Linked DNA regions of Mus musculus: region 2 is linked to region 1. Evidence: chromatin contacts called from ENCODE Hi-C or POLR2A ChIA-PET data. All regions are on one chromosome and are shown on one strand. Each heading gives the region's core, a stretch centred on a gene start or an enhancer-like site at or near the end of the contact. The rest is flanking DNA. Distances are from core to core; before and after follow the strand shown.

Region 1 (5,766 bases), core at 1,211-3,710:
AATATTGCTCTTCTCCCGATTTCTGTTAATAGAGCCATTGTGAGTACAGCTGAGTCTAGGAACTGAAAACCCAGCTGCGGTTATTAGGCACACCAGCAGCAAGCTGAAAGACACACTCCCTGTCACAGCCCAAGTGAACCATGCAGTAAAGGTCACCTAAAAGTTCCTTTGCACTTGACTCTTCTGAGACATACTTGCACTTGCAGTCAGTCAGTCATTCACCTGGGCTCAGCTCATTGCTCTTAGGTTTCATTGTGCAAGTGTGTTCATGGACTACATTGTTCACAGGACTCCATTTTGGATGCTTCCTCTGTAAGTGCTGCACAGCTCTGTCCCTTTGCCAATATTATCTGTTCTGGGACCAAGGAGCTTCCTGCTTCCTGCTCATGCCCTCATTCTGGTGGCTCAAGCTGTCCAATCAGTTATTTTGATTTATTGTTTTTCTGATATGATCATTATCCTTACATTCCACTGAGAGGTTACCAGGGTCTATAGTAGTCTGGGTGTGATTTTTACATCTGAATCTTTGCTTAACTGCTTTCAGCCATCGCCTTTGCCATTGAGAAGTCTGATTGACATTTGACCCTAGATCTATACTCCTTCTCTTGTCCTGAACTCACCCCTGACTCTGAGGGACTTGTTTCTCTAAGGCAGCACCTGTGGCCCCCTTCTGAGCTCCTCTTCCCATACTAACACAGAAACTTCCTCCAGCAACTTTCTCACGCCAAGCTAACTAGCCAGGGTGGCCAAAATGGCCAGCTCTGGGTTCACTGAGAGACCCTGCCTGAAAATATAAGGTGGAGAAAGCATAATAAAAAAAGATGCCAGGCACCACACACGTATATACACACATATGTACATACACATACCCACTCAAGGAAACACACATGATATGCAAAACAGTTAAATTAAAAAATAAAATACTATAATATTTGATATAACCAATCTACATCTCCCTGTATTTTTCAAATCATCTATAAATAACCTACATTACACTATACAATGTAAATGCCAAATAAACCACCCTTTATACCATACTATTTAGAGCAGAAAAGGAAAAACAGTTTAGCCACGTTTGAATTGGAGTCTCATCGTTGTGTCATCCAGGTTGACCTCCCACTCTTATCTTCCTGACTCTGTCTCTTGGATGCTGGCTTACCTACAGAACACCTAGCTTCTCCAAAGTAGTTTTTATCTGCTGTTGGTTTATATCTGCTGAGTCTGGTTGACTAAGTGTGAAATCCATGGAAGAAGACACAGGGATCCAAGCGAACATGCTTTAGGGAACAAAGTGTGAACCATACACCCTCTCTGTGTGACAACAGAAGCCATAGTGGGTACAGATACTCAGGGTAGTTCTCAAACACAAACAGCAGTCATTTCCTGTAACCACATTCACATTACTGGGCCCCAGCACGGCTCACAGGACCTTAACACAAATGTTATTTGATAGTCGGACCCTCCACACACAAACCACACGAGGAAGTGGGCAGCCTCAGGTACAATGCTCTCACAAGCAGCTGTTTCCCACATACCCTAAAAACGGTGTAAAAGAGCCAAACCTCATCTAGCTTCCTGACAGCACATGAATGCTAGATTTCCATACTTCCGATTCTCAAAATGGATTCAAGGTAAGAAGGAGGAACAGTAAGCCTGGGGCTCTGGGGCTGAGCAAGCAGAAGAACAGGCTCAGGGTCCACCAACAAAACAAAGGAAGGGAGGAAAACCTGAGCTTTCATCTGACACACAAACTTTATCAAAACTTCGCCTATGTCCCACAGACATCAAATCTTGCAGGATTCCACCACCATTGCCACGAGTGTGATAAAACAATAACAAACAAGAGAACAACAAAAACAAACAAAGGACAAAACTGGACAAATCCTGGGGTATTGATCCAAGCTTAAAGGCACTAAGGGTATGGGCAACCCCCTGAGAACAGCCCAACCCCGTCTCTAAGACGCAGGCTCACTCAGCCAATAAGAGGCCACAAGGGTGGCAAAGCCTGCCGCCCTGGACAGACTAGGTCCCTCTTGGTTTTGATACCTCTTCGTACCAATCCCTGCAGGATTCTTATGTCATGCCCATTCCATGCGCCAAGTTAGCTCCTCCCATCCAGGTCCCACAACCCCAGCACCCTACCCCACCATCTTCAGCCAGCTCGTAGCAGAGCTTACCTGGAACCCCAGGTTCAGGCTGTCAGCAAGCAGAATCTAGAGAAGGAAGAGCCTGTGCTCTGGCCTCAAATAGCTGCAGGGCGCAGCGTGGGGAGGTCCCAGAGTCAGGAAGTCCCAGGGGAGGTGTCAGAGGGGCTGTGGGCTGTCCGGGTGAAAAGGAAAAGAAACGGAAAAGCAGGATCGCTGCACTTTGACCATTGCCTGCAGTCGGGTTCAGCAGCTAGCTGCAGACTGGTCTAGTTAAATCAGGAATCCTCGCTAGCACTGTTTGTTTGCTATGACTACCTACTTCAGAAAACCAAGGGATTTAACCAAACCGCTTGGATGAAGCAATTAGAAGGGTGTCCACTAGGGGGCATGCAACGCCCGCCCCCCCCCCCCTCTTCCTCTTCTCTTCTTTCCCCCTCCTCCTCTCTCCCTGTCTTCCTCCCTCTGTGGGAGGGTGTGTTCCACACTACATGAGTGTTATGGCCTCAATGACTAAAATGTGCTAACTCTCAATGGGAATAAATGAGACAGCATTAAACAGAAATGTTGGGAGTTCCTTTCAGGGTTATAACCAGGGTCCAAGTTTTTGCCGAGTATGCACAGAAAACCACAGAAGCCTCCCTTGTAATTACTGTGTCCAAGACTCCACTACTGTCCCAGCCCTCAGGTACTGACATTTTATATAAATGGCAGAAAAACTCTAACATCTCACATCTCTCCTATCGAGCAAAAAGACCCGGTGGAGAGAATGCTGGCCAGGTTTAAGAGACTGGTCAGCTCTGGAGACCTCAGATTCTTTTCTGCCTTCTTCACTCTCACACCAGGACAAGGATCCCCAACATTGACCTTTCTGACATTTGAGTTAGGTGTGTCTCGGCTGTGTCTAAGCTGTAGCACCTTATAGAATGTTCAGCACCACACTGGCCTTTCTAGGTGTCATAACAGACCAGGCCACCACACCAGCTGTGAGATGTGACTCTTGACATACAGAAACACAAAGGAATGCTTCATTTAGCCTCTGCATTCTTTCCAGTGCAGCTTTATTGCTCTGGCTTATCCTTCTGGCCCACCCTTTTTCAAACTACAGGGCACATAGCCTCTGTACCTGTGCACATTAGGGTTCTTCTGTATAACTAACTTCCGGTTTATCATCAACAGGGAGCATTATTTCGGTTCTCTACCACAGATCTACAAGTCGTTACTTTAAAATGTTTGGGTGACCTCTCTAAAAAGATTGCACAGAATTCTCTCTTATCTCCTTTTCTGGCTTCTCTGAATTCCTTTGTGTGTATCTTGATAGATGTTTTGACTTTAAACCATTTCAAGGGTTGTCATAACTAGCATACAGCTAAGCTCCCGTCCATGTTAATTCACACAGAGTCATCCAGCTGGGGTATCAGTGTGTGCATTCCAATTAAATGAGTCCTGAGATGGAAAAATACCCTGGAGTGAATCCAGATTCTTAAAAGGATAAATACACGGAACGTTTGGTTAGTTGTGGAATCCATCCTCATAAGGACGGTACCTGATGGCGATTCTCTGCAGAGTCCAATTCCAGCCAGTCTTCTGGGTCTTTTGCCAAACTTATGTATGTACGTCCTGAGAAAAATCCATATTTTTGTTGTCTTGTTTTGAAATAAAGTCTCACTATATAGCCTATACAGGCCTCAAACTCTGACTTTCTGCCTCCACTGTTGATAGTCACGAGCCCTCATGCACACATGTAAAATCCGGCTTTTACAAGAATTCTTCTGCTAGCCAACCCAAACTCTTCCTCTTCTATACCTGATCAGTCTTGATATCTGACCACCAGCAACCATGTCACCCAGACAGCATCTGATCACCCTGGCTTGTCTTCAGCAGGGGTGAGAATGCCAGTCACTTGCAGTGTTTGCTCCTAGTATTTTTTTTTAACCTACCATCACCTGCCTGCTCTTTGGCTGTAGATTACATGATGTTCATACTGTGCCAAGAACTGAGCCTCAATCTCTGTCTCCCATTACACTACCCCATTGTTGATCCTGATGATTGTTAGTAATGGTTTCCATATTACAATCTCTTAGAAAGTTAAGAAGAGAATATCTTTTCTTGTCTATTTCCCAGAATGTTTTGGTTGGTTGGTTGGTTAGTTTTTTTTGTTTTTTGTTTTTTTTTTTGTTTTTTTTTTTGTTTGTTTGTTTTTTGGTTTTAAGACCTATCTCCCTCTCTGTTTTCTCTGTCTCTCCCCACCACCACCACCATGTGTGTGTGTGTGAGGGGGCGTGTCTTTGTCTGTGTATGAGTTGAGACAGACTTATAGAGCTCAGGATAGTCTCAAGTATTGCTAGATGAATTTAAAATGTGCTTTGTAGCTGATTATGACCTTGCGCCTCTGATCTACCTGCCTCTATCTTCCAAGTGCAGGGGTTACAGGCCTGCAACATGATGGACCAGAGAGGTAGGGGTGGCCAGAGTAAGGTCAGATAACAATGTGGTATGTATGTGCACAGACATGACACAGGCATTTGACTTTAGTATTTTCATCTAACATGGACCCAACTGCTGTTTTGTAAAGGAAAGACCCACTTGAAGTCCCTGTTTCACATATGGAGTAGGGTACACTGACAAAGCTTGACTACACAATCCCGTTGACTGCCTCTGTGAGGGAATTAAGTAAGAGGGAGAAAAGTGTGTGAAGAATTTCAAGGAAATTATAATCAACACACTGTAGACAATGTGCTTTCGCACATATACAATCATTCACACACATATACATTCACATACAGCACACACATGCATATCTATTGTGGTCCATTAGTGGATTCAGCTTGAGGTTTAATTAGGACACAGTGACATCTATATAGCTTAAGGCCATTGCTCTTTTGCCAAGGCAGACTCAGAGCTAGCCTCTAAAGTAAAGGAACTTCTCTGCCAACTGTGTCTCTTTGTGTGACTCTCACTTCCCAGCTCTCTCCTGTCTCCCTTGTCTTCCTTCTGTCTATCTGTGTCTCTCTGTGTCTGCCTTCTCTCCAGCTGCAGGAATTATCAACCAGTTCTTCTGCCTAAGCTCTGCTGCCAGCTCTTTATTCTTCTAAAAGTCACATTCCAGTCTGAACCAATCAGCAGCAGGACAACACCAGATATATCTTCTTGGGTTGCTCTTTGGCATTGAGTACTGTGTGACCTTCAGCATCAAAGCTTGCTTTTTAACACGATCATCGTTTCTTTCGGTAATTAATTAGTTTATTTACTTTACTTCCAGGTCTCAGCTTCTCCTCCCTCCCCTCCTCCCAGTCCCTCCCTCTCACCTCTTCTCCCCTCATGCAACGCTCCACGTTACCTCCCTTAGATATCATTTTGCTTTAGCATACCATGTTGCAGGACTGGGCACTTCCCTTTATTAAGGCTAGACAAGGCTGTCCAGTTAGGGGAAAGGGATTCTCAGAGAATCATCTTTTAGGCAGGTGAGGAAGGAAACGCATTTACCTATAGGTCATGAGTCATAGAGAATACAATACTTCCAGCAGTTAACTCTGCCTTACCTGCAACTAACAACTGAAACTACAGAAACACACCTTCATACAATGTGGAAGAAGGTCATCCCGACATGTATCAACACATA
Region 2 (5,766 bases), core at 2,398-4,897, 43 kb after region 1:
GTGAACAGAGGTGTAAAGTATCACATTCATTCTACACTAACTGCCACTTGGTTAAATTGTTTTCAAGAATCTTAAACTTCTACATAACTTTTAATTCACAGTGTTGGACTTTCTAATTTAACTTAACGTGCTATCTTCTAGGCCTGTGTATGATGTTAAAATGCAAGATTTCTTTCTCCTTAAGACAGAACAGAGTTTCATTGTTTTTATGAATGCACATTACTCTCTATTTTCCTGTTCATCAGTTGTTGCACACAAACAGATCCCTAATTAATCCCTGTTAGGATTAATATTGTGATAAAAACAGGTGTTACCATCTTTTGTTCATACAAATTTTATTTGTACTCACAGATTTTATTTCCTTTAGCTACATACCAAAAAGTGAGATTTTTTGAACCATATGGTAGATCCATACTCACCTTTTAGAGCACACTCCATATTGTTTTCTATAGTATCTGTGCAGACTTGTGTCCCCTTAAACAGTAAATAAGGGTTTCTTTTCTTTAAGTCATTTTGAAAACATACTATCTTGATTATTTAGGTTTTGTTTTTTATTTACTTGTCCATTTAAAAACTTCATTGTATATATTCATTTCCATAGTACTGTGCAAGATAAGGGCAATTTCACACAGTATACATTGGGTACCGTATACAACCTCCCTTCTCATACTCTCTTTGCTGTTTTTATAAAAACTTGAAACCACCAGCAATGCAGGACTCATCATTGTTTTTGGTTTATTTGTTGTTTTGCTATTTGTTTTGTTTGTTTGTATTTTGTATATGTGGAGCTGAAGGGGAGAAGCAGGTAACTTGACTTAGACCAAACTAGACACGTGTGTAAAATCATATGAATTTGAAACAAAAGCTGGGATGTAAGTTCAGGCATTTGATTGGGAAGTTATAGTCAGGACACAAAGAAAGAAGCTAAACTCCAAACTCATGGACTGGGCCAATGGATGAACATCTGAAAAGACGCAGTAAAAAAGGCACCAATAGGAGTCATGCTGCCGAGGGGAGCTGGCTGCACTGAGACTCAGGCAGGGAGACAAAAGGGCAGGTGACCAGACAGGCTGTGCTTGCACTGAATTGCCAGTGTGTGATCAGGGTCACTGCACACCCTACTTGAAGGCTGGGGCAGTTTCACTCCTCATTTCCCGGACCCAGCCTGTTATCTGGCATACCAGCTGAAGTATGTAATGAATAAACATATGACGGCAGAGGGAAAAGACCAGTGGCCAACTGGGCAGCAAAGGTGAAGCAGTAGAAACTGGAAATCAGTAGAAAAGGATGTGCCACACCTACTGAATGGAATCTCAACAGCTTTAACAGAGAAATCCATGCAATCAGCGGTGAAGCTAGGTAAACTTTCCTAGTTGTCTGATGAAAGGAACAAATCCAGAAAGTGTGAGGGAGAGAGGGTCCATGAGGGAGGGTCGGGTAGATGAGAATTTAAGATCTGTTTCTCTTTATTCTTGCCTCCTTGGTCATAAACACACCAGAGCCTTAAGGAACACCCTCCTCCACATTCCTGCTCAGTAGGAGTCGCTCCTCCAGCTTCTGCAGATGAAGTCTGCTCTGTTTCAGTTTCTTCTGCCTCAAGGAAAACAGGAAAATATTTCACAGACCCTTGTTAATGTTTGCTGTCTAATATCTTAAGTGCTCTTTCCTGAGGAAGGCCACAAAACCCTACCAGGACCAGGCTCTTGACCTGGGTCTCCTTAGGTCTGAGACCCAAAGTCACACACACTGTACTGTCTTCTCCAACTTACTGAAGCTGAGAAGCTTTGAATTCTGTCACTCAGAATTGACAGAACTATGAAATGTCACACCAACACTGGAGATTTACTGTTGCCAGCAGCCAAAGACATTGATCAAGTTATGATCAGAGATGAATTTGTCATGGAATTGATGGCAACTTTTTTAATCTAACGGCACTCTCTGAAGAAGAATCGATGACATGTCTGCTATTCTTGATTGCTATTTCACCTCAAGTATTCAATATCCAGCATTCAGCCTGATGAGTCTACAGGTGTGGCAAACTGTTCATAGGTTTAAGTGAAGTATTTTAATGACGGAGACTTTAAAAAATTTATCTTTGCAAACCTCTTGAAACAACAGTTACTGCAAACAATTTATTAGCACAATTGATTCATTTATGACAGTGATCAACTTCTCTTGAGGAAGGGATGCTGATGTGTGCACAGACCGTGTTCCAGCTACTAGGATGTCAATTGGGATTTCAGTGCTTGATAGAGAATGAGTCACAAGAAGTCATCGGAATTCACTATATGATTCATTGTCAAGTATTAACAATGAAGATGCTGTAACAAGAGTTACAAGACATAAGTAAAACATAGTAGGTTCCATCAGCTTTGTAAAGGAGAGCACCGTTGACTGTTTTTTTGCAGCTACACAACCAGTTGGATGCGCCCACCAAACCTCTGCTATTTCTCACTGAAGTGAGATGGTGTGGTGAGGAAACATTTTTAAAATGTATTTTTGAGCTTTGTGATTAACGTAAAGTGTTTTTGAATCAGAGAGCAAGAGCACAGATTAAAGTATTTTTTCATAGATAAATATGAATTGTAAAAAAAATAGCTCACTCAGTTAACATCTTTGCCATCTTGAAGGAAGTACATTTATCAGTTTGGTGAGTACCAAATGCAGTATGCCTCAATTTTTCTGAAAAGATCTGACCATTCCAACTGAAACTTCAGCTTTCGGGGTAAAAAAGATGAAAATAAAGTGTACGTGGTTCCTACCTTGTCTGCTTTCTTTGAGGAACATGACATGGCTTCAGACAAAGGGATTCCAATTATAGTTTCTGTGAAAGAACACCTGCACACGCTTGAAGATGGAATCTCATTACATTTACAAAATCAACCTGACGCCCCATTTGCACTCACCAGAAGCCCATTCAGTTCAAAGCTGAAGATGTTCCTGAGAGGCAAGGGTTCACTAAACTCACTAACAGTGATGCAAGGAGATCTGACATCTCTACAGTGGCGGCTGCAAAATTCTGGATCAAGTGCTTGCAGTTATATCCTCAGACATCAGAGCTCCGATATGCAGTATAAAGCCTCTTGTGATATTCAAGATGTGGGCTGAATTCTTTGCCAAGACAATGAGAGACTCATTCCACTCAGTTATCAAGCAACATACACATAGATCCAGTAGGCATAAAATAGTGCCAGTTAACTAGCTAGTAACAAATCAAATCAACTTGATCATAAAACGCGGATATTCTTTGTTCTCTTTTCACTGTGACTTACAACAAAGTGCACACCTCCCTCCATGGTTTACAATGAAATGGGTGTCTCCCTTCACAGCTTAGGGAGTAAAAGTGTATGTGTCTGGGTGAGCTGTCACCCAGTACAGGGCACAAGCCAACAATGATCTGAGGGAAGCAGAACCTGTAATTAGAGATGGGAGAGTGGAACTTATTTTTAGTCTCTAAAAGGAATTTAGAGGCTGGTCAGATAGCTTAGTCAACAATCTGTTTTTAGAACATGCACAACATAAGTTCTATTATTAGTACACACATAAAAGGGTGGGCCAGTGATACTTATAATCCCAGTGTTGAGGAGATAATGACAGGTAGCAGATCCCTGGGACTTGGCAGCCAACAGCCTAGCCAAATAATGAGTCTAGTGAGAGACCTTGTCAATAATAATAGTGATAATGATAATAACAACAACAATAAATAATTCCCATAGAGGAATGCTTGAAGATATCCATTGGCTTCTATATGAACGAGCATTCTCCACTACCACATATACATCCACACCAGAAAAAAACTTCAAACCTAAATTCTTACTAGTCCCAGAGACAGATACACTGTAAAGATGAACACCTAGGAGTGGGGTGTACATCTACAGTACCAGTTACTTGGGGGACTAAGGCATATGCTCACTGGAGCCCAGTACCAAGACATACTGCACAGAAAATACTTTCACTGTGAAATTAAGAATGCCTCATGAAAGAAACTGCATAGCAATGGTTTCTAAATCTTATCATTGGAAACAGCACAATTTAATTGATGGATATAAGATTTAAAAATATATCTCAGTGGTTGGCATTTTTTTCACTTTATTAAACCAGCTGATTTTTTAAAAATGGTCATGGGGTTGGAGAGATGGCTCAGTGGATAAGAGTGCTTGCTTCACAAACATCAATATCCAAGTTCAAATACTCACCGCCTATGTAAAAAGACTTGGGTGTGGCCACTCATAACTGCCCACCCAATGCTGCCTGGGTGGACAGAGACCGAAAAAATGTTGGGTCTTGCCCACTACTTAGTCTAAAAATGCTGAGCTATAGATTCAGTAAGAAATTCTTTCTCAAGGGATAAGTCAGACAGTGACAGAAAATGTAGTGAATTATTAATTATCCTTGCATGGGGTTTCTGACCCTCTTAGACTATTTATGTTCCTGGATGAAAGACACACAGCATTTATATTTTTAAATATGCCTAAGCAGCACAAAACTGGTCAATTGCCTACCCTCCATGCTGTTAGAATCTACCTTCTTATCCATAACCCAGTTATTACTTACTGTGTTTCATCTGGGCTGCTCTTAGCTGCAATTGGTCAGCTCATGTGGCATGTTTTTATGGCTCAGCTAACCAACGGCAGCTCCCTTTCTTCTCTCCTGCACATCTTCTATCCCATGGTGGCCTCTCTTTGCTTATCCCAAGCCACCAAACCTGAACCCCACCTATGTCTCTTCTGCACAGCTATTAGCTATTAGCATATTTATTCACCAATCACAATTAACTGGCAGTAGTTAATTAACTCCATTATGAGTGTGGACTCTCATCTCTGGGGCACCAGTCTTGGGGGCCCCAAACTAGCATTAGAATACAAGCAGCCTTAAGCCAGCACACTATAAGAAGATACCCAATGTTCTCCCCTGACATTCATGCATGCGTATAAGTGAATGTACTCACATACACATGTACACACACAGACAACAACAACAACTATTTACCAAAGATGAGAAACCCATAGTGATATATTCTACCAGAGTCTAACCTAGTGAACCATGAATGTTTTGTTTGTTTTCCAGAAGATATTTTTAAATTAGGTATTTTATTTATTTACATTTCAAATGTTATCTCCTTTCCCAATTTCCCCTCTGCAAATCTCCATCCCATCATCTCTTACAGTGCTTCTATGAGATTGCTGCCCCACCCACCCACTCACACCCACCACACCACCAGAGCATTCCTCTACACTGGGGCACCAAGCCTTCACAGGACCAAGAGTCTCCCCTCCCATTGATGCCAGATAAGATCCCTTCAGCTCCTTAAGTCCTTCCCCTAACTCCTCGATTTGAGTCCCCATACTCAATCTGATGGTTGGTTGCGAGCATCTGCATCTATATTGGTCAGAATCTGGCATAGCCTCTCAGGAGACAGCTGCATCAGGCTTCGTGGCATCAGCAATAGTGTCTGGGTTTGGTGTCTACATGTAAGACAAATCCCCAGGTGGGGCAATCTCTAGATGGCCTTTCCTTCAGTCTCTGTTCCACTCTTTGTCTCTGTATTTAGACAGGAGCAATTCTGGATTAAAATTTTGGAGAGGGGTGGGTGACCCTATCCCTCAACCGGGGGCCATGCCTAACCTCTGAATATGGTCTCCACAGGTACTCCCTTCCCTTTGTGGAGTATTTCACCTAATGTCATCCCCATGGGCTCCTGGGAGGCTCTTGCTTTCCTGGCATCTGGGACTCTCTGGTTGTTACTCCCAGTTCCCCATCCCCCAC

The links. Hi-C counts contacts between places; a loop is a spot of excess contacts on that map. ChIA-PET counts read pairs that join two places held with the same protein, here RNA polymerase II (POLR2A).
Region 2: a map of heart shows a loop between it and region 1 (4-fold over the local background). The contact joins the enhancer-like site here to the promoter of Serpinb6b in region 1. A Hi-C loop is called at or near these places in 9 of 37 maps with a recorded cell type or tissue (Patski, T-helper 17 cell, gastrocnemius and 3 more). POLR2A ChIA-PET finds 5 or more read pairs at or near these places in 1 of 5 experiments (Patski).

Annotation. Positions count from the first base shown.
Region 1 is chr13:32,961,955-32,967,720 of GRCm38, reverse strand. It overlaps Serpinb6b (serine (or cysteine) peptidase inhibitor, clade B, member 6b), which reads right to left and starts at 2,460. Exons shown (of 7, transcript NM_011454.2): 1 at 2,178-2,460.
Region 2 is chr13:32,920,517-32,926,282 of GRCm38, reverse strand. It overlaps a transcript of Serpinb1c not described here and the pseudogene Gm18311. Among named protein-coding and RNA genes, the nearest start is that of Serpinb1c, 25 kb to the right of the region's middle. Within about 2 kb of position 3,647, at least 1 of the 3 ENCODE cell types and tissues checked has a DNase peak (open chromatin) inside an H3K27ac peak, as active enhancers do; it is heart, where a contact is called at or near this core.